Regions from separate parts of the Homo sapiens genome. Here regions 2, 3 and 4 are each linked to region 1. Evidence: chromatin loops called from intact Hi-C (ENCODE). Cell type or tissue: PC-9. All regions are shown on one strand.

Region 1 (5,000 bases):
GAAATGCTGGCAGAGGGAGCCAGGAGCATGAGGCCAGCTCCCTCCATGGCCCCAGGCAGCAGACTGCCAGGGTGCTTCTCCTTTTCACTCTCTCCCTCTCTTGATCTTCTCTGGTTGTCTGACTCTCCCCATAAGAACTTTGGTCCATAGAAGATGTGGAAAGGAAGATTTGAGAATTCTTTACAAGGCAATATCTAGGGCAGAGCTCCCCAGTCTTTTTGGCACCAGGGATTGGTTTCGTGAAAGACACTTTTTCCACGGGACGGAGCAGGGGATGGTTTCAGGATGAAACTGTTCCACCTTAGATCATCAAGCACCGGATTCTCATAAGGAGCGCACAATCTAGATCTCTCACATGTGCAGTTCACAATACGGTTCGCGCTCTCATGAGAATCTGCTGATCTGACAGGAGGCGGAGCTAAGGCAGTAATGATCTCTAGCTTACCTCCTACTGTGCAGCCTGATTCCCAGCAGACCACAGACTGGTACTGATCCTCAGGCTGGGGTTGGGGACCCCTGATCTAGGGGACTTGGCAATTGAGGGATATGGGGGCAAAGGCTGCCACAACAAAGTATTGTACCACACCCTGGGGCGCTTAAACCACAGAAACGTATCATCTCCCACTTCTGGAGGCTAGAAGTGTGAGATCAAGGTGACGGCAAGGTTGGTTCCTCTTGAGTCTCTCTCCTTGGCTGGTAGACTCCATCTTCTCCCTGGGCCCTTATATGCTCATCCCTGTCTGTGTGTGCCTGCGTCCTAATCACTTCTGTTTTTTTGAGACAGAGTCTCACTCCGTCGCCCAGGCTGGAGTGCAGTGGCACAGTCACCACTCACTGCAGCCTCGACCTTCCAGGCTCAAGAGAGCCTCCAGCCTTAGCCTCCTGAGTAGCTGGGGCTACAGTCACAGGCCACCATACCCAGCTAGTTTTTTTTTTTTAAATTTTTGTAGAGACAGGGTTTCACCATGTTGCCCAGGCTGGTCTGGAACTCTAGGACTCAAATGATCCTCCTGCCTTAGCCTCCCAAAGTGCTGGGATTGCAGGCATGAGCCACCGCGCCCAGACCCTAATCACTTCTTATAAGGACATTGGTCCAACTGGATTAGGGCCCACCCTAACAACTGTATTTTAACTTAGTCACTTCTTTAAAGGCCCCATCTCCAAATGCAGTAACATTCTGAGGTCATGGGGGAGTTAAGACCTCAACATATGAATTTTGGGTGGCACAAGTCAGCCCATAACAGTATACAGTTCTCATTTCTCCTTATTTCTCTTTTAAAGAAAGGCAATAAATGGTTTCAGGTGCCTTTCTGTTTGTTCGTTTGTTTGTTTTGTTTGTTTTTGAGATGGAGTCTCGCTCTGTCGCCCAGGCTCTGTCGAGTACAGTGGTGTGATCTCGGCTCACCGCAGCCTCCGCCTCCCGGGTTCAAGCGATTCTTCTGCCTCAGCCTCCCGAGTAGCTGGGATTACAGGTGCACGCGACCACGCCCGGCTAATTTTTGTATTTTTAGTAGAGACGGGTTTCACCATATTGGCCAGGCTGGTCTCAAACTGCTGACCTTGTGATCTGCCCACCTCAGGCTCCCAAAGTGCTGGGATTACAGGCGTGAGCCACCGCGCTTGGCCTCAGGTGCCTTTTAGAAGATAATATAGGAGGCTGGGCATGGTGGCTCATGCCCGTAATCCCAGCACTTTGGGAGGCCAAGGCAGGAGGATGGCTTGAAGCCAGGAGTTTGAGACCAACCTAGGTAACATAGCAAGACCCCATCTCTACAAAAAAATAAAAAATAAAAATTAAAAATTAGTTGGGAGCATTGATGTACACCTGTAGTCCCAGCTACTTGGGAGGCTGAGGTGGGAGGACTGCCTGAGCCCAGGAGTTTGAGGCTGCAATGAGCTGTGACCGCACCCTTACACTCTAGCCTGGGTGACAGAGCAAGACCCTGTCTCTAAAACAAGAAAAAAAAGAGAGAAAGAATGGAGGAGAATTAGATTGTGCTGTATTATAGATTTAAAAGGCACTTTGACATTTATTCCACAAAATTCCTTTCGATGTTTAATCCCCATCATATGGTTGTCATTGCAAGGTGGCTTTTTAAGTTTGCTCAGGTTGCCATAACAAATAAAGGCTAGAGATTCAGGGTCCGGGGCAAGCTCCCAACAGGAGGCTCAGCTTGATGCTTCTGATAGTTCTTTCCTCCAATTCTGGTCACTCAATATTTGGAGCTCACCCAGGCAGCTTCCAGGAAAGCTGCTGGCTGATCCTGACCCTGGAGGGCCGTCTTCTCTGACCCTACCACGTTAGGTGCTGCACTGGACCAAGCAGCCACCATCAGTACTCCCAGGCCCAGCTCCTATCTGCCTGGTGTCTGAGAAGCCCAGCCCGTGAGGAACAATGACTCAATCAAACTCAGGGTCCTGCAGCACTTCAGAAAAGGCTGGTTTGTGGCAGAGTGGAAGAGGAGAATGTCACAGCCTTGTCCCCAGGCACAGACCTATCGAGGCTACCCTCTCCCCACCCCCTGCCCTGCCCTGTTTCCCTTAGCTACAGTGCAAAGGTCAGCTCCTCATAACTCTTGCCCCCCTTGCAACCTGAACCCAGTTTAGGGACCCTCTCTTGGAGAAACTGGTTCTACACATGCACCCCTTCTCGGCCCCCAGGCCTGGCTGCTTTACCCGAAGCACTGGTCAAGCTTGCCTCACCTGACCAGGGCATGGCCTCCTGGGTCCCGGTCCTAGGCTCTGCCCAGCATGCTGCCTGGCAGAGCGTCTGGGGAGCAGGGAGTAGGAGCACAGCTTCTGGCACAGGACAAAACCCTGGCTTTGCATCAGACTGACTGTGTGACCTTGAGCAAGTCTCTTCATCTCTCCATGCATCAGTTTCCCCGTGGATAAAATAGGGAGAGCAGTAATAGCTACTTCCCAAGGCTGTCCCAAATGCTAAATGAGATCGTGCACCTGAAGTACTTACCACAGTGCCTGGGTGCTGGTATCCTCGGGGGCTCCCAGTCATAGGCGTGCTGAGCTGCAGGGCCCTTATTCAAATACAGGAAGAGATCAATATCTCCACCTGCTGGCATTTGAGGGAAATGTGGCCAAAGGCAGTGAAAAGGAGGTATCCCCTCGCCCCACATCCCCGCCTCCTCGCTCTTTGGCAGAATGAGTCACACACTGTTTGGCACAGGCCACAGTTGGTCGCATTCCCACAGGTGGCTGTGATCAGTTTTGGGCTTCAGGCTTCAGCAGATGCCTGCCTCTCTTCCTTGGGTGCCTTCCAAGGGTGTGCAGCCTTCCAGCGTGGTCCTGGACTTCAGCTTGGACTGGAGCTGTCTGTGGTTGAGAGTCTGGGGAGATGGTGGGGTAGCGGGTTGTGGGGGAGGAGAGACCCTTGTATTAGTTTACTGGAGCTGCTGTAACAAGGTACCAGAAACTGAGTGGCTTAAAACCACACGCATTTATCCTCTCACAATTCTGGAGGCTGGAAGTCTGAGATCAAGGTGTCGGAAGGGCCATGCTCCCTCCAAAGGCTCTGGGGGAAAATCTGTTCCATACCTTTCTCTTACCTTTTGTTGCCTGCAATCCTTGGTGTTTCCTGGCTTGCGCCCGCCTCACTCCCATCTCGGCCTCTGTCTTCGCGCAGCCGTCTTCCCTCTGTGTCTGCCCACATTGCCCTAGTCTGACATCAGTCACTGGAGCAGGCTGGGGTGACACTTTGTTCCCATTTCCTCTGTGACAGAGCCAGAAACGCCAGTGAGAAAATATGTTGTGCTTGCCTGTGACATCCCTGTTCCCTGGCACCACCTGATTTAAATGAGGCAGCCAGGGGTTTTATACTGTCATCATAAATGACATCATCCTCAACAACGATGTCATCGTCGTTATCACGAGAGGAGATGGGGAGAAGTCAGAGCTGTCTGTGTGTCTAGGGCCCCTCCTGGCTTTCATGATGGGAGAGGCCTTGTCCTTGGTAGCCCTTCCATTTCCCTCTGGTCACTTTGAGCACTCCAGGCCCTGGCCAGGGTGGAAGTGGAGGGACAGAGATGAGCAGCCCGCTGACCCAGCCCTCCATGGCTCATTCCTTGCTTTCACCTTGGCCACTCCATCCCCTACCCCTCCTGGGACCCCTGAGTGGCCTCTTTAAAGTGCCAGTCTGAACCTATAAACCCCCCACCTCCACTTCAAGCCCATCCTGCATCTTCCCTTTGCCATACCAGATCTAGTCTGTACATTCAGGACCCCTGCCAGCCTCTACCTCCTCCTCCTCCCCCGATCTCCCTTCAGCTGGCCTGGGTCGGGCTATGCCTCCATGAAGCTTGTCCACTGCTCCCATGGCTAAACCTGTTCTGGGCCCTGCAGCACAGCAAGGTCAGTTTCCATGCCTCTCTGCCCCTGCCTGACCCTGCTGGGCCCAGAGCTTCACCAGGGCAGGCCTGGGGCTCAGGCTTGTCTGCACTTCCAGGGCCCAGGGACAAAGGCAGGAGTGACTGCAATGTGGCTTGGAATTAGGCTTTGCTCCATGGACCTAAGGAGGTCTGGTTTGGGGTGAAGGGTCCACCCCCAGAAAGCCTGGGAGCTCTATATTCTCTCTGGCCCTGGCCACACCATGGCCAAGCCTGCTGGGCGTCATGCCTTGCAGTACGGCCAGAGAATGCATCAGACTTGGAGGGATGTGTGTCCGGGGTGGCCTGTGGTCATCTGGGGGAGGGCTCTGAGCGTGGCTGGCAAGAGGAAAGCTCAAAGGGGCCCTTTGTCCTCATCCCCGAGTCTGCGACATCCCCTCCCACTGGTTTTCATTCCATATTTGGTCTGTGGGTTTTCTCAGTCTCTCGTACCCCTCAGTCCCCACCAGTCCATGAATGCAGAACTACCCCTGGCCTCACAAATGGCCACTTTGGATACCCTGGTGGGGTCACAGGCTGCGGTTGCCCCTGCAAATGGTTGGTAGAAGCACGGGTTGGGAGGTTTCATTTCTACCCAGAAGGGCCCTTGCTGTGCCTGAG
Region 2 (5,000 bases), 1.2 Mb before region 1:
CACCCTCTTCCAGTTTTCTTTTCCCCAGATATCCTTGGGCCCACTCTCTCATAACTTTTTGCCATGTCTCGAATGTCTATGTTCTCTTCAGCTTTCAGGTATTTTCTTTTATTTTTTAAATAAAATTAAATCCAAATTTTATTAAGGATTTCAAGTTACATACTTCAAATTTCTACAATGGAATGGAATCATTTTGGAACTGGAAAAGTGGCATAAACACTGACATCCCTTGAAACTACAATTTTATAAAGAAAATTCTGCAAACCACATCCCCATTATGTAACAAGACTAGGCATTATCTACACCTTCACTTTGGCAATAGCTATTTCCCAAAATAATGAAAAAGGTGATTTTGCTACTTCAGTTCATTAAAAACGGGATTCTATCTTTAAGGTTCAGAAAAAGCTGCATTTAGATGAACTATGGTTACCCGCTCCCCCCACCCCCCAAAAAAAAGAGAGCACAGAGTGTCTAAGCAAAGCAAAGGAAGTCATTTTGAAAATAAAGAGAGAAAAGCTATTATAATTGGTTAAGGATTTCCAGTAGTAAGTGAAAATCTCAGGAGAGGAATGGATAGCACTACAAACAATGTGTTCACATTCCAAGTCCTTAACACTAACTTTCTCTGTTCTGGATCTGGGCAAGCAGCACTCTGTTAGATCTTTGCGTGGCTCCTAATTTTATAGAAGTGGATGGATGCACTATTTCACAAGGTCTAAGAGTTTTTTTCAGATATTTTTGATGACTGTACTGTAGTAAATACTATAGGGATAGCACTATAGTATTGTAGTCATGAGACTAAAGTGGAAAAAAGACTATTTTTGACAAAAGATGCCATTAAATTTCAGACTATAGAGCCACATTTACAATATCTCAGGCTAATTACTGTTAATTTTGGGGTTGAACTTTTTTTTTTTTTTGACAACAGCGAGGGTGGACTATTGGATTGTCATTAGAGGAAGGTCTAGATTTCCTGCTCTTAATAAAATTACATTGAATTCATTTTTAGAGGTGATGAAAACTTCCTTTTTGAGAAGTTAGTGTTCAGGTCTTGGAATGCTTTCAGGTATTTTCTCATGCTGTTCCCTCTGCCTGGATTACCCTTTTCTGCCACTTTTTCTTCTGAGATGAAATTCACAGGCCCCTTCTCCGAGTCCTGCCACAGCTTTCTATGTGAGACTCCCTTGCACACTGGTCTGCAAGTGTCTGTTTAGCAATAATATATTCTCATCTAAAGACAGTTTGTTCATTGAGAAAAGGATGAAGGAACAACAGAAGGAATATCTGTGCAGCTTGTCGTGTGTGTGTGTGTGTGTGTGTGTGTGTGTGTGTGTGTTTGTGCGCGTGTGCCTGTGTGAGGATCTGGATGTCAGCCTAGGCAGTGTCTGTCTCTGGCCAGCCCCTCACCCACCCTCTCTCCGGTTGTTTTCTCTGTAAGAGCGTGACTCTCCTGTCTGTTGCTGGCCGCCGCCCCCGCCTCTCTCCTATAACTGGCTGTAATATAGGAACTGAAGTACGTTTTCCATTATGTGTTGGATTTATTCAGCACAGCCTGATGTTTCCTGCTCTTGATTTTAAAATGTTTAAATTGGAATGTTTTTTATTTTCATTTGAAAATACCCATTGAAGGTAAATTGCTCTATTTGCATATGGCCATCAATTGCTTTTCTCTGCATTGGTGACCTTCTATACAAAACAAAAGTCCCCTCTCCTGCGCACCACACTCCTTCTTCTTTTGGTGTGACCTGTGGTGGTCCTTGCCTGGCCAGCCCAGCCTGAGTCCAAGCCTCAGAAGCATCTATTCCTTGGTCTGGAGCTTAAAGTTAGTCTGACCATTTATCCCCTCCCTTCGGTGAATCCGAGGCAGAGGGTCTCTGTCTTCTGTTTAGCCTGGAAACAAGGAAGCCCCCAGTGCACAGAGATGGGGAACCCTACCACCAGAGGGCGCATGAACCTCAGGAAAGGGTGGTGGGCTCCACTCTGCGAACCCTCCACCCAGCAGAGGACTGAGCAGGGCCGGTTGAGGCAGTTAGGTGGCTGCCCCCCGGGGCCTTGCAGAGCTATTGGACAAGGTCTCTTTCCCATTGTGCCCCACTGTGGTCCCTTTGAAGGCCCTCAGAGGTTCCTGGGTGTCAAGGCCAATGCCCAGTACAAGTTTCTTCATGCTAGGTACCCAGACTCTGCTGGAGACTGGGGAAGGAGAGAATGTCAGGGTGGAATTACAGGGAGACTTGAGCACTATGGTTGTCATTACTTATTGTATTCAGAAAAAAAAAAAAATACTAGAAGTCTAAAAAACCCTTGATGTTATGGATAAGATTGGTTAGCATGGAGCTAATGTCAGCCTACTTAAAATTGACATAAATAAAATTATTATATAAATAATTGTTCCAGTGTCACATGAAGGTAGTACACAGATGATTGTGTACATTTAGCCAAATACCTACTTGATGCCACCATGGTATTTGAAAAGTAACACCACCATAACTCACCCTTTGGTGTTTCCTAGAGAACCTGCTCATCTTCCCATGTTGGTCATGGCACGTCTGTCCTTCAGGTTGCTCAGGCCAAAGCTCCTGATGTAATCCTGGATCCTTCTCTTTTCTTCATCCACTGCATCCAATCAGCCAGAAAATACCCTGTCTGCATAACTTTTCAAAGTCCAGTTAGAATCCATGCACCTCTCCCACCTCCGCCACTCCCGCCCTCGTGCAGGGCTCTCTCCTGGATGACTGCAGTCGCCTCCAGACTGGTGTCCCTGTTTCCACCTTTGCTCCCTCCCCTCCAACCCACTCTCCATCTAGCCAGCAGAGTAGTCAAAAGCAATGAAAGTCATGTCTCATTCTGCTTACATTCTTTTGGGGTCTTCCATTACTCTTATAATAAAATTCAAACTCATGGCTTGGTCTCCAGGTCCTGTTGCACAGCGCCCGCCAGCATCCTTGGCCTCACCTGCTTTCTCTCCTGGCCTCTTCTGGAGTCAGGTCCTCCAGTCTCCTCTGAGTTCCTCAGACACACCCAGCTTCTCTGTCCCTTGGCAGCCTTGCGCTTGCTGTCTTTATGTGTTGCTCTCTTTTCCTCTGGAACTTCTGTGACTGGCTTCTTGTCCTCAGGACTCCACAATGAAAAGAGCCCCCAGCCTCCCAGTCATGCTGATCTCGGCACCCTGTGAGGTTTTCCTAACAGCACTTAGCACCCTCCACAATCTTCTTGTTCATTGGTTTCCTTGTTTATTGCTTGTTTCCCCAATTAGAATGTCAGCTCCCTGAGATAGACCTTTGTGCTGGCCCCCACTACATCTGTAGCACCTAGAGCAGCTACTGGTACCTCAGTGTTCTGTACATGCCCAATACTGGGAACTTCTTAGGGGCTGGCCTCCTCTTTTTTCTCTAATGGACTAAACCCCATATCCTTAGCTGCTTCTCTCTGCCCATCCTCATAGCCCTGCAGGTTTTGCTCACACAAAACTCCTTGGTATTCCGTAACCCAACTGGAGCTGTCCCACGAGAAACTCGGCTTACACCTACTTCTATCCCTACATCTGTCTGCAACATTCCTCTAATCCTTCAAAGTCACCTCTAATGTCACCTCCCTCCCAAAGCCTTCTTTGATCCCCTATAAACAAGTGTGACTCAGCTATCATCTGTATTTGTGGCTTTCCCCCTTCCTTGCTCCTGGAGGATGGGGCTGTGTGAGATTCATGCTACCCTCCTATAGCCAAAGCTACTTGCAAGAGGGTATGTGTGTGGAGGAGGAGAGTGGGTGTGGACTTGGTCCCCAGGGAGCTCTGCTGAGGTAGAGCTCCCCAGTTGAACAGGGAGCTGGGGTAGGCAGGCATGGGGTACCAGCTGGCCCCAGCAGGAGGAGTGGTGTGCCATACTGGCTGTGGGTTCAGTGGCAGGTCAACTTCCCCCTGGCAGAGACTGAGCTGCCAAGAACTAAGTGATTTTGCTTCTCTCTGAGGCAGACATTTCCCTGGAAGGACAATCTAGCCCTGATTTAGGACCTGAAACCAAGCCAGTTACAGTTAGCCTGACGGGGAGGGTGATGAAGATGCCTTTCTAGATAAAATGTTTGCTAAGCCCAGGTCCAAAAGGGACTCAATGCTGTGGCTGGGACCAAGGCCACGCTTAGAGAGGGCCCGTAGGAACACTGGCCTGGGAGCCCTGTAACCTAAGCTTGGTCCTGTTCCACTCCCATTTTCTGGGGACTTGGACTATTCTATTCCTGGAAATCTGGAACATAGCACAGTAGGGTAGCTGGGGAAGAGGACAGTATCCAATAGAGCCTCTTTCCTTGGCTTCCCTAGGCTTGAGGAAGACCCTGCTCTTTCCCAGCACTGCCAGCCTAACTGCATATTCACATGACTCAAACTGGGCAGTGCTAAGGGGGCCTCAGCAAGCTTCTGTCTTGTCTTCTTTGGACAGATTTGTCCCTGGAACGTGATATTTGCCCAGGGTCTTGAAAGATGCAGAGGAGCTCGATGGGCAAGCAGGATGAGATGCCAGGTCCCACAAGCCAAGTGAGCAAGAGTGTTGAAGAGCAAGACCAATGGCCTCAGTCTGTGGCCAGGAGGGGGTTCAGTGGAGCATGAACCTAACTCTCTCCTGGGCTCTACAGATCCTGGAGTTAAAGTGATCTCAGTGGTGAACTGAACAAATTTCTTTCCCTTTTGGGTTCAGTTTCCCACTTATTTTAAGAAAGGAAGTTCGCAGGCCGTTTGCAGCCCTCCTGGGGAGTCAGAGGATAGATTCGTCTTACCTCAGCTTGTACACTTGCATCATTCAAGTTTGTCTAAGCTCAAACTTCCAGCCAGGACTTTGGAGTTGCCAGTTTCTACGGATCAATGTTTTTAATTAGATTGGGTTTCTTGTTTCTCCTTTATTGAATCGGGTAAGCAAATTAAATTGGGCAATTTGTTGTTAGGTCATTTAAGTGCCAACTGGGTTTCATAACCTGGGTTTGTGCCATATCCAAGTGCCTCCAACTTCTTCCTGGAG
Region 3 (5,000 bases), 290 kb before region 1:
CTGGTTTCTCTTAGGAAGCCATATATAAGCACATTTCTCCAGCCTTAGACCTCAGCAGCAACTAGCATTTCACACCCATGGAAAATATTTGCCTCTTTGATGGCCCATGAGATGACGGACACACACCGATAGAACAATGGCCTTCCAAGCATGACAACTAGGGAGGGCTCATAGGTGTCAGGTTGTTCTAACAAGTGCCTTTTTCAGCATGGAAAAAAATGAGTAAAAGCATTCTAAAGTCCAGGGTCTAACTTCCATCCCCTAGTCTCAGTCTCTCCTGTTCTTGCTCTAGGTCAGGAACTCATTATTTTTAATTGGACCAGTAATATAGCCTTCTTTGCTTCTGGCTTTCTTTACTTTCACTACAACGTGTCTAGGAGTAGATTTCTTTTAATTTATCTTGCCTATGACTTATTGGGCTTTTTGAATCTGTGAATTCAAATTTACAGCCGTCATCTTCAACTGGGACTTCAATTAAATATATGGCAGACCTTCTCACTCTACTAATTGAGTCTCTCATCCTCCCTTTTTTATTTTTCCAAATAATTTGTTTCTCCAGACAGAACTCTGGGCAATTTCTTATAACCTATCTTCCAATTCAATAATTCTCTTTTTAGTTGTGTTTAGCCTTCTCTTAAACCCATCCATTAAATTCTCAAGTTTCATTGTTATAGTCTTTAGTATAACTACACTAGTTATAGTTTAGTTTTTCACCTTGATTTTTTTCAAAATAGCTCTATTAGTCTTTATGATTTTCTGTTCCTTACAGATATTTTCAAACTTATTTTTAATTTTTTGGAATAAAGTGAACCATAGTTATTGTAGTCTTTGTCACGTAACTCTGATACGTGAAGTCTTTGAGAGTTTGTTTTTGTTGTCTACTGGCTGTCATGGTCTATGTGTTTCCTTTTATGCCAAGTTATCTTTGACTATACGCTGACATATTTTTGAAAAATTATTGTACAAATGATTCTAGGCCCAATATGATAATACCTTCCAGCAGAGTCTTTTCATTTGCTGGGGTATTTTCAAATGCCTGAGGATACTACTTGTCCAAGGCCACTTTAATCCAAGATCAGGGCTTTAGGTTCCTTGGACTGCCCATATGATGAGTATCTAGGTTTACAAGACCACACAAGGGCTGGTTACTTATAGGTCACCATTAACCCAAAGGGGTAGCCACTCAGGGTCTCAGCTGAGAGTGACAAGAATGCTAATCAAATCCGCTACTTCCTTGGGCCTTGAGCTTTCACTTTTTTCCTTATGATGCCACCAAAACTGCAGCTCAATTTCATAACTCTCTTCCAGATTCAGTAGAAGCCATCAGGACAAAAGAGGATTCTAGTGCTGGGCTTTCCCCCCTGGGTTCTTGTCTTCTTCCGGATTTTAGCCTCAGTATCTCTCAGTTCTTTATGACAATTATTTCTTTCTACATTCAGCCAGTTTGTTTCATTGTCCTCACTGGAACAGCTAGTCCAAGTTACCTAGCTGGCCATTACCAGAAGGAGATGTGTGCTCTTCTTGCCCCCAGTCCCTCTCCCTCCCAGTTTTTCCTTCAGTGCGAAGGTGCCACTCTGATTGTATCATTCCCTTGCACAAATCCTTCAGAAGATTACTGTTGACTCTAAAATAAAATACAATTTTTTATTTTAGAAAATTAGGACCCAGATTCTTTCTCTTGCCTCATTCATTACACAAGAATTTATTGTACACTGAGTGTGTGTTGCTTACAAAGTCAGGTTCTGCCTAATCTCTCACCTCTTACCTATCTCACCTGTTGTCTTACCTCCAAACTTACTCTACCCTTTAGCCAAACTGGAATATTCACTGTCGTGTGCAGAGCTGGGTCAGAACACAGATGGGCTAACTTCCAGATGAGTGTTCTTTGTCCTACACCATTATCCCATATTCAGGTTTAAGCTTATTCAATCTAGATCTTTATGGATATTATAATAAATTAACTAGGCAAACGCTCAATAAGTACAAATTATAATGGCATTTTTGTATTTCTTGTATTTTGGCTATCCTTTTCTTGTGAGTCAGAAATTTCAATGAAGCATTACCTCTAGGGAGACCCGAAGTAGGGGAGGGCCTTCTGGGATGTAAGTTCTGGAAGAGAATTCATCGTTGCCGTCAACTTTTTGTCAATCTTCATAGTCACAAGGGTACCTAAGAACAAAATTTCAGGCTTCAGGCTTGTTTCCCCTAACAAATGAGCGACCAGACCAATTGCCTGTGGAATTTGATTCCTCAGTGCTGGGAACATCCCACATTCAAACAAATCTGCTCCCACCTGCTGGTGGTTGCTAGAACTTCCAGTCAAAGCTGACTTAGACTGAAAACGCACTCTTCTCGAAGTAAGCAGACCTGGAAATGTGGTTTTTAGTTTTGGCCTCTGCTACTGTGTGACCTTGGGCCAATCCCTTTTTCTTCTCTGGGCTTCAGTTTCCCTACATTACAACCGAGGTGGCTGGACAAAATGCCCCGGAATGGCTCTAACATTTTTGGCAAACAAGGATTTTCTCTACAAGGACGTCTGTGTGACCAGAGGTGATGGGACAGGACTGGTAGCAGTAGAGGTGGGTTTAATCTGCTCTCATATGTGATCCTGACAAATGGGTCCCATCATCCTTTTTTCTTACTGCAATGGCCAGGGAAAGAGGGGAGATGGGAAAGAAAGGTGTGAGGGTGTTCTGCTCATTAAAAGAAGGCAGGAAACTATGAGAGACATTTTTCATAAAAGTATGGTTCTAAAATGATTTTAAAGGGGGAGTGGTAAAAGAGTTAAACCCTCAGCTGTGCAAAACTGCTTGGCCTACCAGGTAAGTCATGCTTTGCTGGGCACCAGCAATCTCAACTCATTTCATCAAATACTGAGGGGAAAAAAAGGGGGAGATGTTGTGTTTCTCAGTGAATGTTCTAGGTAACCAAAAGTAAACCTGAAATCCGTTTTGATTTCAACTCTTCTCAATGGTGTGATGTGGGAGGTGGCATGCCGGTGAACATGGCAGCTCTGTTTGTTGATTACCCATTTGCCCTATGGGCTCTGGTGAGGCCACTTTCTAAGCTTTCTGAACTTGCTTTGTCATGGGATAGGAAGGACATAGGAAATTGGGTGGAGGCATTTCTTATCCTCCACGATTTTTCTGTCCCATAGGGGCAGAGTCTGAGGTAGTGGAAAGAATAAGAGCCCTCTAGTCAAGATGTCAGGCTTTTCCATATGATGGGGTCAGAACCCAGGAACATTGGCATACCCTGGTCTCCAGTGCCTAACTCCCTTGAACACCCCAAACACTGACCTTGGCCTTTTTTTCCCCTTCTATGGTGTCAGCCATGAACCTTCATTCTGCATCCCCTGGCTGATGAGACACAACCACATCTCAGAGAGACCCCAGTTGGTGAGCCCTTCCAGTTCCTTGAGTCTTTTTCCTGAGTACCCAAAGTTGGGGTGAAGAGCACTCTAGGAAATTTAAGTCTTAAGCAACTCTTGGGCTCCTGTAGCCCAATGTCCATCCTGAGGGAGGAGCAGTCCTGCTGTGGCCAGAGCCCTGTAACAAAACCCATTAGGATCCTCCTTGACCTTATCCAGAGACAAGGCACGCGGGGTTACTGGAGGCTCAAGGGTACGGAGTCACCAGCCGTTGGGTACCTCCTGACGCCCAAAATTGTCCAAGTCTTTCAGAATGCAGATTCAGCCATGGCGGTCAAATTACCACACTCCCTTCACCATCAAATACAACTCTCGGGCACAGGCCCTTTCTTCCAAGAAAAACACACATTTCGCATTTTGCAGAGAAGAGACAGGACCCAGTGCCCCTTGAGGCGGATTCCTGGCCCAGCCCCCAAGGAGCCAGCCCTCCTCCCCCTCCCCCAGCCCGGCCCCGCCCTGCCTGTGTCTGGAGATGGCCGGGGGATGACTGCAGAAGCCTGAAGGGGCGGGGGCCGGGCGGCGCGCAGGCTACGGGCGGAGGCAGGAGCGCGCGCCTTTTTGTGCGGCTCCTGGCAGCTGTCCGATTGGCTGGGCCTGCGATGCCGTCGGAGTGGGCGGAGCCAGCAGCGAGCTGGGATCTGTGCCCAGTCGCAGCCAGGAGCGGCCGCAGACGGAGCGCACCTCGCAGCTGCCGGGCGGGCCCTGGGGGGAGCTGCGTCCAGCAGAGCTGCTGGGTGGTTGCTCCTCCCGGGCTCTCATCTCCGGTATCCGGGCCGACCCCCGCACCCCCTACTTCCCTTGCCCTCGCTGCTCTCTCCTTAGAGGCGACTCTTTGGGGAAGGGCCAGCAATCCCGCCTTCCCCGGCCCCAGTAGTCACCCACTCTCCCACCCCACCTCTGTTCCTTTTCGCGGCCCCGTCTCCCGCGCCCTCAGGCGCCCAGAACGCCCCGGCCATGGGCATCCGAGGCATGCTGCGAGCCGCAGTGATCCTGCTGCTCATCAGGACCTGGCTCGCGGAGGGCAACTACCCCAGTCCCATCCCGAAATTCCACTTCGAGTTCTCCTCTGCTGTGCCCGAAGTCGTCCTGAACCTCTTCAACTGGTAAGCGGGCACCGCCAGGCTAGGCACGGCGGGGACGGGAATGGAGACGGGCAGACGACCTCTGGCCTCTTGGACGGAGCGGGCTGGGGGCGACTCGGGCTGGGGGGTACTCGGACCCGGGCTCGCTGAGCCCTGGCGCCCGGGCCCTGCCTGTTGGCCCCTAGAAGGGGTAAGGTGGGAGTGGGGTGTTGAAATGGAGCCCTGTGCTTCCGCCCACCTGTTACTGCGGAGCTTGACTGAGCCCTGCGTGTGCCTAAACCGCAGCCCGAGGGGTGGGGGCGGGGGTCGCCCTCGTCCCAGGATCTGTCCATCCATCCCCAAGGATTTAAGGTTCCCGGCAGCTTTCCCCAGCTTTGGCACCTGTGGGATTGGGGAGGAGGGTACAGGATGACGGGCAATTCACAAAACATAGACAGGAGAGACACCTGTTTGAGTCTACATTTTAGTCCATTTCCTGAGGCGCGCGC
Region 4 (5,000 bases), 1.8 Mb before region 1:
GGAAAGTTACAATCATGACAGAAGGCAAAGGAAAAGCAGGCGCCTTCTTCACAGGGCAGCAGGATGGAGTGAGTGCAAGCAGGGGTAAGGCCAGACTCTTATAAAACCATCAGATCTCGTGAGACTCACTCACTATCACGAGAACAGCATGGGGGAAACCTCCTCCATGATCTGATTACCTCCACCTGGTCCCTCCTTGACATGTGTGGATTAAAATTCAAGATGAGATTTTGGGTGGGGACACAGCCACCTACTTTTCTTCAGCCTCCCTTCTCCCCCGACTCACCCTTACCAGTCTCTGTTATCCCTCTTTCCACTCTCCACCTCCATATGATCAAAGTTAGCTCCCAGATGTGATATTTGTCTTATTGTCCCTGGGTTATTTCACTTAAGATAATGACCTCCAGTTCCATCCATGATGCTACAAATGAGAAGATTTCATTCTTTTTATAGCCAAATAGTATTCTATTGTGTATATGTACCACATTTTCTTTATCCATTTATTCATTAGTGGACATTTAGGTTGATTCCATGTCTTTGCTCTTGTGAATAGTGCTGCAATCCCTTTGATATATTAATTTCTTTTCCTTTGGGTAAATACCCAGTAGTGGGATTGCTGGATCAAAATAGTAATTCTATTTTTCATTTTTCGAGAAGCCTTCATAATGTTTTCCATAGTGGCTGTTTTAGTTTACATTCCCAGCAACAATGTATACAAGTTCCCCTTTTTCCACATTCTCTCCGATGTCTGTTATTTTTTGTCTTTTTAATAGTAGCTATTAAGAATGGGGTAAGATGACATCTCATGACGGTTTTGATTCGCATTTCTTCTGATGATTAGTGATGTTGAGCATTTTTCATATATCTGTTGTCCATTTGTATATCTTCTTCTGAGAAATATCTATTCATGTCCTTTGACCACTTTTTAATGGATTACTTGTTTGTTTGTTTGTTTGTTTCCTGTTGATTTGAGTTCCTTGTACTTTCTGGACATTATTATTCCCATATCAGGTGCATATTTTGAAAATATTTTATCCCATTCAACAGGTTGTCTCTACTTTCATTTGCTGTTCAGAACTTTTTTAGTTTAAGCCCCATTTGTTTATTTTTGTTTTTGTTACCTGTGTTTTTGAGGTCTTACCCCAAAATCTTTGCCCAGACCAATGTCCTGAAGTATTTCTCCAATGTTTTCTTCTGGTAGTTTCATAGTTTCAGGCTTTACATTTAAGTATTTAATCTATTTTGATTTTTTTATGTGGTGAGATATAGGGGTCTAGTTTCATTTTTCTGCATACAGATAGCCAGTTTTCTCAGCACCATTCATTGAAGAGACATCATTTTCCTATTGAATGTTCTTGGCATCTTTGTTGAAAATCAGTTGGATGTAAGTACATGAATTTATTTCTGGGTTCTGTTCTATTGGTCTATGTGTCTGTTTTTATGCCAGTACTATGCAGTTTTTGTTACTATAGCTTTGTAGTGTATTTTGAAGTCATAGTGTGATGTCTCCAGCTTTATTCCTTTTCAACAATTTAATTTTTATGTGCCTTGTGGTTTTCTACATGTTTAGTCTTCTTGGAGTTTGTTGAGCTTTTGATCTGTGGGTTTATAGCTTACAGTAAATTTTGAAAAATTTTGGCCATTATTTCTTTGAATATTTTTTCTGCACCCCCTTCTGAGTCCCCTAGATCACTGAGATTCTGTTTATTATTTTCAATCTTCATTTCATATAGATTTAATTGTTATGTTTTGAAGTTTACTAACCTTTTCTTCTGTAAAGTCTAATTAGTGTTACTCCTATCCAGTGCAATTTTCATTTCAGGTACTATATTTTTCTGCACTGGAAGTTCCATTTGGCTCACATTTTATTGCTTCTTAGTGTATCTGACAATTTTTTGATTGGATTCTGGACACTGTCAATGTTACATCATTGAGTGGATTTTATCTTCTTCAAAGACTGTGGGACTTTGTTTTGACAGAGAAGCAAGTTGTCTGTCACTCTGTTTTGTCTCTTTAAGTTTTGTTTTTAAGCTTTGCTGGAGGAGGTCCAGAGTAGCCTTTTCTCTGGGGATACCTCAGATTTATTACTAATGTATGATCCCTCTGGGGTCTCCATTGAATGACATAGATAACTACTGAGGATTCTTTACTCCTCTGGGCCAGAGTTTGAATGTCTGCTAGTCTTGTGTGAGTTCTGAGCATAGTTCTTTTAAAACTTCCCAGTTGTTCTTTGCTCACTCTAGTACTCAGTAAAGACCTAAGGAGAGCCCATGTCAGATTTCTGGAGTTCTTTCTCCATGCAGTTGCCTCATCTCTGGTACTCTGTCCCGCACATTTTAGCTACTTCAGCCTCCTTGAACTTTAATCTCCAATTCTTCAACTCAGGGAAACTTCTTTGCTCTGCTTGAGTCACTCCTCCATGCTCCAAGGTTTGGGCTTACCTCATTTCTTTCTTTATCTGTGATGCCATGCGTGTTGCCTCTTGTCTAGTGCCTAAAATTAGTTCTTTCGTATGTTGTATCCAACTTCCAGTTGCTTATGGTGGAAGAGTAATTCCAGATTCTGTTACTTCTTCAAGGCCAGAGATTTACTTTTATGTTTTCCAAGCTTTTTGAAATAAGTATAAATCAATTTTCTAAAAAAATATTAAAAATTACATTGTAAAGAAAAATGACATGCACACGTGTGCAAGACACCTACACCATGAAGAATATTCCAGAGCATAGGTTTGGCCCATGGGTGCTGTCTGTGCTCCTTCAGGCTTCAGACTCAGACCTATGCTTATAATTCCTGGAAATCCACAAATTCACCTCATGACTAATTGCTTTTCATTACTTGAAAGTATCTATGTGTTGGAGGAAAAATTTGGCTACAATCAAGGAAAGGTAGCAAGTTGAGTCTCATCTGGTTACTGAGATTGTGTACTTCTTATTCTTTCCAAATTCTTCAGTGGTGCCAAGGTCTCTTACGGACACTAGAGGGCGCTCTTTCACTGAGAATGACATACTCTCCCTTACCGATTGCCTCAGTTTGCACCAGCTCTAAGATGGAATCTTGCTGGATCTTAGTTCTTTAGTTGCAGCCCGGGCTTGCCCTGCCACAGGGCCCCAGGTGGCCTGTTCCCCCATCTCTGCAGTACCAGACCTATCCATTTCAAAGGCCAAATTTCTTTCCGCTCCTATCCCCACTCTCAGAATGATTCAGCCTGGCTTCCCGGGATACCTCCTAGCACCAGGGCTAACCTATTTTATTTCCTCTTCGCCAGTGGTCGCTGAGGAAGGAGGTCTGGGTCACTGGGTATTCCTCTTCAGGCTGAAAGTTTCTCTAAGGTCCATTATACAGATTTAAAATCAGAGAAATGGATTCCCCAACAATTCCATGTGCTTCAAAGCTTCTCTGGGGGTGCACCCAGGAACTGTGAGAAGTGACCCACTGGATCATCCTGGGACAAGTCTCTACCTGTATCCGGATCTTGGCCTCTTCATTTGTATATTGAGGCAGGTAGGTATGACAATGTCTAGCAAGAGCACAGGGAGAGCAGGGGTAGTGATGGGGGCTGGAATTTTTTTTTTTTTTTTTTTTTTTTGAGACAGGGTCTCACTCTGTCACCTAGGCTGGAGTGCAGTGGTGCTGTCACTGTGTTCTCAACTTCCCAGGCTCAAGTGATCCTCCTACTTCAGCTTCCCAAGTAGCTGGGACTACAGGCGTGCGCCACCATGCCCAGCTATTTTTTTTTTTTTAATCTTTTGTAGAGACAGTGTCTTACTATGTTACCCAGGCTGGTCTCAAACTCCTGCACTCAAGTGATCCTCCCACATTGGCCTCCCCAAGTGTTAGGATTACAGGCATGAGCCACCTCACCTGGCCTTGGAATTTTTCGTATGCAAGGAGTTAGCCTAATTAGACCTCTCCTGTCTGGAAAGAGGATAAGGAGAAAAATTTGAATCCATAAATTCAGCATGAGCATGGAGACGGTAACCAGGGTCTTGGGCACCTAATTACTGGCATATATTAGTGACTCAAGAAACATTTATGGAAACATGAAAAAAAAATAAAGGAGTGGATAGATGTCAGAATAAGAAAACTAAGGGATATCCATTAAGGCTTGGAAGCAATGCTTTACATTAGAATAAAGGCCCTAAGGAGTGAAGTGATTTGCCCGGAATCACAGGGCTAGTTAAAGGCAGAGCCAGTACTTGAATTCCAGAGTTCTGATTTCTGGTCTAGAGTTCTCCCGACTCCAATATGCAGCAGAAAGCCCTTGAATATACGCTGGGAGGTTGGTAGAAGTTAGGCATCATTGGTCACCTCATGGTGAATCACTGCTAGTGCTGGCTGGAAACCAGTACTTTTCCGGGGCTCCAGCATCCCCAGCCATCCATCCTAACTGCCTGCGGCGGAATTCCTCTTTGCATTGCTTGCGCCGTTCTACACGCTGGGGGTGCTGTTGTTTAACTAGTGGACTCATTTGCTCAGTTATTTTCCATTTGCATCATTGGGGGTGCCCTGATGTAGATTGGGGGCTGTTCAAACGTTTTCAGGTGTGACTAAACTTGGCTGCTAACCCCTCCTGGGCTTCTGCCCAAAATAACAGGCCACTGGTCCCTCAGGTACCTTCTCAGATCACTTAAAGATGAACTTTTAAGCATTTGGGAATTGTGAACTCTGTTGAGAATCAGAAAACTGCAGATGCACGAAATGTGGCATTCAGGGGGTCTGCTGCTGCTGAACAGATCGTGGCCATGGATTAAAAACCTCTGCTTTTCTCGGACACGTTTTTAATCCTGAGAAAATGTGAACATAGAAACCATGTTAGGAATAATTGGCACACAGAATGACTGCATTTGGAGGAGCAACAACATTTCTACTGGAGAACAGGGCGGGACTACAATGGGTGGGGGGTGGGAGGATAGAGGATTTCAAATGCTTCAAAGGAAGTCTTTTCCCAGTGGTCCGTTCCATCTTTTGCGGAGAGTGCCAGAGGCACACATCTCAGAGAG

The links. Hi-C counts contacts between places; a loop is a spot of excess contacts. Peaks named below come from ENCODE experiments on the same cell type or tissue, not always from the same donor. Only the 100,000 strongest peaks of a DNase experiment are listed, where the experiment ranks them.
Region 2: a loop joins it to region 1, with 22 times the contacts of the local background. A loop is called at or near these places in 8 of 110 quality-filtered maps.
Region 3: a loop joins it to region 1, with 7 times the contacts of the local background. A loop is called at or near these places in 7 of 110 quality-filtered maps.
Region 4: it touches region 1 in a loop (24-fold over the local background); 5 of 110 quality-filtered maps call a loop at or near these places.

The regions. Positions count from the first base shown.
Region 1 is chrX:152,923,356-152,928,355 of GRCh38, forward strand. The region is part of intron 12 of ZNF185 (zinc finger protein 185 with LIM domain); the gene reads left to right. It overlaps LOC124905237 (a long non-coding RNA gene), which reads right to left and starts at 3,803. Exons shown (of 2, transcript XR_007068368.1): 1 at 3,564-3,803; 2 at 1,994-3,344. In PC-9, a CTCF peak has its summit at 3,057 (motif pointing left); a DNase peak (open chromatin) is centred at 3,086.
Region 2 is chrX:151,748,014-151,753,013 of GRCh38, forward strand. No RefSeq gene overlaps it. Among named protein-coding and RNA genes, the nearest start is that of CNGA2, 16 kb to the left of the region's middle. In PC-9, CTCF peaks have their summits at 1,940 (motif pointing right) and 2,141; no DNase peak of the experiment used is centred here.
Region 3 is chrX:152,633,819-152,638,818 of GRCh38, forward strand. GABRQ (gamma-aminobutyric acid type A receptor subunit theta) reads left to right here and starts at 4,077. Exons shown (of 9, transcript NM_018558.4): 1 at 4,077-4,533. The coding sequence starts at 4,385. It overlaps MAGEA3-DT (MAGEA3 divergent transcript), which reads right to left. Exons shown (of 5, transcript XR_938525.3): 4 at 2,064-2,169. In PC-9, CTCF peaks have their summits at 2,305 (motif pointing left) and 2,505; a DNase peak (open chromatin) is centred at 2,273.
Region 4 is chrX:151,148,877-151,153,876 of GRCh38, forward strand. No RefSeq gene overlaps it. Among named protein-coding and RNA genes, the nearest start is that of MIR4330, 17 kb to the right of the region's middle. In PC-9, CTCF peaks have their summits at 2,986 (motif pointing right), 3,190 and 4,464; DNase peaks (open chromatin) are centred at 2,975 and 4,395; H3K27me3 peaks cover 1,561 bases.